Linked DNA regions of Homo sapiens: region 1 is linked to region 2. The links are chromatin loops, found by intact Hi-C in ENCODE. Cell type or tissue: breast epithelium. All regions are shown on one strand. Each heading gives the region's core, and the rest is flanking DNA. Links, peaks and the distances in the headings are about the cores only. Region 1 has its middle 32 kb from the start of SIX2. Region 2 overlaps LINC01121 (long intergenic non-protein coding RNA 1121).

The links. Peaks named below come from ENCODE experiments on the same cell type or tissue, not always from the same donor. Only the 100,000 strongest peaks of a DNase experiment are listed, where the experiment ranks them.
Region 1: a loop joins it to region 2, with 10 times the contacts of the local background. A loop is called at or near these places in 2 of 110 quality-filtered maps.

What each region holds. Positions count from the first base shown.
Region 1 is chr2:44,976,106-44,979,021 of GRCh38, reverse strand. No RefSeq gene overlaps it. Among named protein-coding and RNA genes, the nearest start is that of SIX2, 32 kb to the left of the region's middle. RefSeq lists an enhancer at 2,319-2,916. In breast epithelium, for the core only: no CTCF peak of the experiment used is centred there; no DNase peak of the experiment used is centred there.
Region 2 is chr2:45,181,273-45,184,188 of GRCh38, reverse strand. All of the region lies in intron 4 of LINC01121 (long intergenic non-protein coding RNA 1121), which reads left to right. Among named protein-coding and RNA genes, the nearest start is that of LINC01121, 72 kb to the left of the region's middle. In breast epithelium, for the core only: no CTCF peak of the experiment used is centred there; no DNase peak of the experiment used is centred there.

The DNA.
Region 1 (2,916 bases), core at 205-2,704, 210 kb after region 2:
CACTCTGTCACCCGGACTAGAGTGAAGTGGTGCTGTCACATCTCACTGCAGCCTTGACCTCCTGTGCTCAAGCGATCCTCCCACCGCAGCCCCCAGAGTAGCTAGGACTACAGGCGCATGCCACCATACCAGGCCAATTTCTGTATTTTTTGTAAAGTTAGGGTTTCGCTATGTTGCCCATGCTGGTACCAAACTCCTGGGCTGAAGTGATCCACTTGCCTCAGCCTCCCACGGTGCTGAGATTACAGGCATGAGCCACTGCGCCTGGCCTGACAGTGGTCATGATTTTATGAAGTGCAGAGATAGAAAGGCTATCCACTCAATAATTCAGAGATGAACCTGATCTCTAACTCCAAATCCTGCACTTTCCAGCCAGTTGAAGGAATGGGCATGTGTGTGGTGTGTGTGTGTGTGTGTGTGTGTGTGTGTGTGTGTGTGTGTGTGTGTCTGGAGGACAGAGTTGGGAGAGATGGCCCCTGTCATGAAATCCTTCTCTACCCCTTCAGGCAAACAAACCCTGGCCCTGTGGTCCCTAGACCCAACCCCAAAGTTCTCCTTTATATGAACAAAGGAAAGAGCCTGGGATCTGGAGTCAGAGATTTGAGTTCCAATGCTGATTCTGCCATTGTAATTCCAGGTGATTTACTCAACCTCCCCTAACCTTAGTCTCTACCTCCGTAAAATGAGTTTACCATCCCCCTGGCGTGGCTGTGGTGCCCAGTGGATGCTTAGTAAATGCCAGTGGCCATCACTCTTACACCTTCCTCTGCTCCAGTGGCCCCATACCAGCACTGTCTCTCTACTTCCCTGTCAATCTCTGTCATTTTGGCCTGGCCACACTTCTCCTCCCTCCTTTTCCAACTCATCCCAATCTTGCTTACACCTAAATCTCCTAACTCTCCCAGAACTGGGCATCTGAAAATAGCTCACTCAGTATCTCCAGCTATGCAAAAGAGGGCCTGATTATGTCTTCCTTAAAGATTGCTACTGGCTGTTGCCTGAACAGAGGAGTGGGTGCCTAGTCAGAGAAGAGAGATGGTTTCTTCCAGCAAGCCTTCCCTAGAACAGTTCAAATCTTTCTGGCATATTTCTTTGCCAGAAAAAGTCTGGAACTTGTTTTGACTTTGTCCTTCCCCTCTCCTGTGTGTGTTGAGACAAGTCCCCCAAACCTATGGCTTTGAGTGCAACCCCCATACTTCTACATCTTCCCGCTTCTCAACCCACCCACCCTTTGTGGATGGTGCCAGGGAAGCACACTGATGCTTTGTTTAAGAAGTGGGAGGAACTGGCAGTGTCAACTCCTCAATGTCTTGCATTCAGATGTGTTAATCCTTTTATTTGCTCTGTGTCCTTAGGCAAGTCGCCTAACCTTTCTGGGCTTAGGATCAACATATCCTGGTGGAGGGAGGAAATGGTTGCTTCATTTTCCTGAGTGTCTAGAAGGAGCGAGAGCAGATTCAGTTTAATCACCGCAAAGAGGGGTCATTAAAGTTTAGAGAGAATGATAGCGATGTCACTAGACCCAAGGTTCACAATGCTTCCCTGCACCCTCTTTCCTATCCAGCCATCCTTGATACCTGCCTCATAAAAGAAACAGAAGACGTAACCCTTAGGCATTCTGTACAGGGAAGATAGGCTTAAAAACAAAAATGACAGCATATGTGACAAGCACTACTCTGGCCTTATGGAAAAGCACTCCAGGTGCAGGTGAGTGAGTGACCAACTCCTCCTGGAGTGGGGTAGCTGGGCCCAGATGTGATTTGCACACTGGCTGAGCACAGCGGGCTGAGGGAAGGGAAGGATACGGAAGGGACGCCATGCATTAAGGGATAGTGTGCCATTCACCAAACTGGGGCATTCAGGAGGAGAAGCAGGTTTCCCACAAAGGATGAGGAAAAAAATAGTCAGTGTGAATGTAGACATGCTAGGTCATAGAAATGGGAGGCTACAGCTGGAAGACCACAGCCCAAGAGCGTCTGAACCCAATGAACCCAATGCATTCTTTTTTTTTTTTTTTTGAGACGGAGTCTCACTCTGTCACCCAGGCTGGAGTTCAGCAGCGCTATCTCAGCTCACTGCAACCTCCACCTCCTGGGTTCAAGCAATTCTCCTGCCTCAGCCTCCCATGTGGCTGGGACTACAGGTATGTGCCACCACACCTGGCTAATTAGTTTTGTATTTTTAGCAGAGATGGAGTTTTGCCATGTTGGCCAGGCTGGTCTCAAACTCCTGACCTCAGGAGATCTGCCTGCCTCAGCCTCCCAAAGTGCTAGGATTACAGGCGTGAGCCACCGCACCCAGCTTCCAATGCATTCTTGAGGGAAGTATGTGCCCAAAGGACAAGCAAGAATAATAACCATAATCTTTGTCATAATGATGATGATAACTACAATAGTAACCTGCATTGACTGAGCACTTACTAAGTGCCAGGCAGTTGCTTCGTGTCTTGATTTGTTGTTTAATCTTCATAACAAACCCATAAGGTGGATATTGTTGCCTTCATTTTACAGATAGGAAAACTGAAGTACCAAGGGAATGTGTAACAAAGCTCATTATCACATACCACTATGTGCCCAAACCCTGACATGGTGCCCTCGTGGGCCAGGTGGGACAGACTCCGTTTACTCCCGGCTAATGACCACAGCACCACGAGCCACCATGGGCCAAACAGTCACTATGCCTGTCCCCTCCCAAATTGGTTGTGAGCTTCAGTAGCTCCAGTGGTGAGAAACAGGTCATCTAGTAAGAAACAATCAAGGTCCACAGCTGAGCAGGCCCAGGCTGCAGGCCCACGCCCGCCTCACCTGGCCAAGGGTGTGTGAGCCGCCAACAAGCAGGGAGGCTGAGGAGGCAGCCGAGGGAGCAGGAGGCGGCCTCTCCCCCACCAGAACTGGCCCGGCTCCTCCCACCCCAATT
Region 2 (2,916 bases), core at 194-2,693:
TGCGATGTCAGGAGGCATAGGAGGGCCTCTTTCTCTTCCTGGAGGCTGGGCAATGGGGAGTTGAAGCCTTGCTAATTGAGAGCAAAAGGAAATTGTTTTATTAAATTGCAGTTAAAAATAACAGCAAATACTATTTGTCACATACCTCCTATATGCCAGGTACTGTACTAGTTGCATTACACATTTTATTTCAATCAACTCTCATAAGTCAATGAGGTAAATATTACTCCCACCCTACAGCTGATGAAGTCAAGCCACGGTGAGGCAATGTAATGTCCCCAAGTCAAACAGCTAGTAAGATCAAGGTCCAGGATATGATCCTGAGTCTAATGGACTCTTAGCTTCTCTGCCATGCTGCTGTGGGTATATCAAGGAAGAGACCTGAAGCGTATGTCTCCACAATGCGTCACAGGCATTCCCTAAAGTTTTGTTATTTTTATGTTGGCCCCAAATGTTGACCTCTTCTGTTGCAGGTCCAGACTCTAGGTCATATGGAGAGCTCAGTTTGCCCTAGTGGTTCCTCCCCATGCAGGGGATCCTGGACCAGGTGTGTGGAAACCTCACCCCCCTAGCAACATCTGGAAGGTCTTGCTGGGCCCCCGCTTGACTTATCTACCAGAAAAAGAGTGGCTGGTCTGGTCTATCCTTGTATAAATTTGGGAAATTACCCAGTCAGATTTCAACATCAATAAGCGGCCAGGTGTGGTAGCTCATGCCTATAATCCCAACACGTTGGGAGGATCGCTTGAGTCCAGGAGGATCGCTTGAGTCCAGGTGGGAGGATCGCTTGAGTCCAGGAGGTGGAGGTTGCAGTAAGCTGATATCATGCCACTGCACCCTAGCCTGGGCAGACTTTATCTCAAATATAAATAAATAAATGAAGAGATGAGGATCAGATTTGTGGGCAGCTGGGGGATGGCTGGTTGTGATTCTTGTTCTGCATAAGGACATAAGGAACACTCAGGGTGAGAAATCAAGGCTGGAGTCCTTTACTGGGACAGTTTATTTGCAAGAACTTTTCCATTCAGTAAGCATCCTGGTTGGTATTTTTCACTGTGGTTGCAGTGAGGAACCCTGGTTATTTTTAATAACATATGCCACATTCATTGCATTCATTCAGTCCTATAGCATTTTATGATGTGTCTGACCCAGAAAAATGTGTGGCCAGTTTAGGGGGATGGGGACGGTGTGTCTTCATTCTCTGCCCTCTTTTAGCCTTCCCTTTCCTTGGCACTTTCCTGCAGAAATAGTGAGTTTTGACATCCCATGCACATTTTTCCACCGTCTTTTGGATTTGCCCCATCTGCCAAAAGGCCCTTGTAACTTTACACTGCACAAATTCATGTTTCAGGGACTTGCCAAATCTTGTCAAGTCCTAAAGTTTTTCTTGGCAGAGACTGCACCACTCCACGGAAATGGATCGGGTGAGTCCATCAGGCCCTGGTGCCGCTTCTCCGGGTGCCATGTGCAACTGCTGGGTCTTTCCTGACTCCCTTCCCAGGCTTCATGGGCACTGGCATACCCTGTGCCCTGCCTCTTCCAAGCCCACTGATTTCCGAGAGCATCAGCAGACTTCAGCACCTCCCAGGCCAGGGCTTGCAGGAACATCAGTTAAGTGATTGCTTTATCTTTGTCACCTCTGCCCACTCACCCACCACCCCTTGCCTTCACTGCCCCAACCATCTCTTCTGGTGGCTCCAATCCTTCAAATTAGAAGGGAAAGTCATTCATCCACTCAACTAATATTTATACAGAGTATTTATGCAACTCAGTTCCTTGTCTTAGGCACTTAATAGTGAACTTAACAGTGAACCAAACAGACAAAGGCCCTGCCCTCACGGCACTTACATTCTAACACGTCTAATAAAGCTCTAAAATGAAGTTAGGGTGATGTATTTGCAGCTAGTGTTCATTTTTCACCTTCACACGTATGATTGCACTTGTTTCTCTTAATAGCCTTTGAAGTAGGCACGGCATTTCACGGAGGAGAGAACTGAGGCTTCTTTCTTTCTTTCTTTCTTTTTTGGTTTTATTTATTTATTTTTTTTTGAGATGAAGTCTTGCTCTGTCACCCAGGCTGGAGTGCAGTGGCGCGATCTCAGCTCACTGCAGCTTCTACCTCCTGGGTTCAAGCAATGCTCCCCCTCAGCCTCCCGAGTAGCTGGGATTACAAGCGCATGCCACCATGCCTGGCTAATTGTTTTTGGTATTTTTCTTAGTAGAGATGGGGTTTCACCATGTTGACCAGGCTGGTCTCGAACTCCTGACCTTGTGATCCACCACCTCGGCCTCCCAAAGTGCTGGGATTACAGGCATGAGCCACTATGCCCAGCCGAGAACTGAGGCTTCTTTCTAATCATCCTCCTCCCTGGATGCCTGCTTCTTAAAAAGAAGAGTCTGAAAAAGTACAGTGAAACCCAAAAGGGATGAGTACCAGCCAGGTGTGGTGGAGTGTGCCTGTAGTCCCAGCTACTCAGGAGGCTGAGGCAGGAGAATCACTTGAGCCAAGGTGTTCAAGGCTATGGTGAGCTATGATTGTGCCACTGCACTCCAGCCAGGGCAACAGAGGGCAACAGAGGGCAACAGAGCAAGACCTGTCTAAAAAAAAAAAAAAAAAAAAAAAAAAAAAAAAAAGAAAGAGAAGGAAAGAAAAAAGAGAGAAAGAAAGAGGAATGGAGTACTGATGGTGAAGCTGATGGTGGAAGTTGGAAATCCAGGTCTCTATGGGGACAATATTTGGGACAGAGAGAGCTCTTTGGTCTTCTAAACCTATGGGCCAAACCTTGCCCAACACCTGTTTTGTATAATCCACAAGCTAAGAATGGTGTTTGTATTTTTAAATAGTTGAAAAAAAGTCAATGGAAGAATACCATTTTGTGACATGTGAAAATTATATGAAATGCACATTTCAGTGTC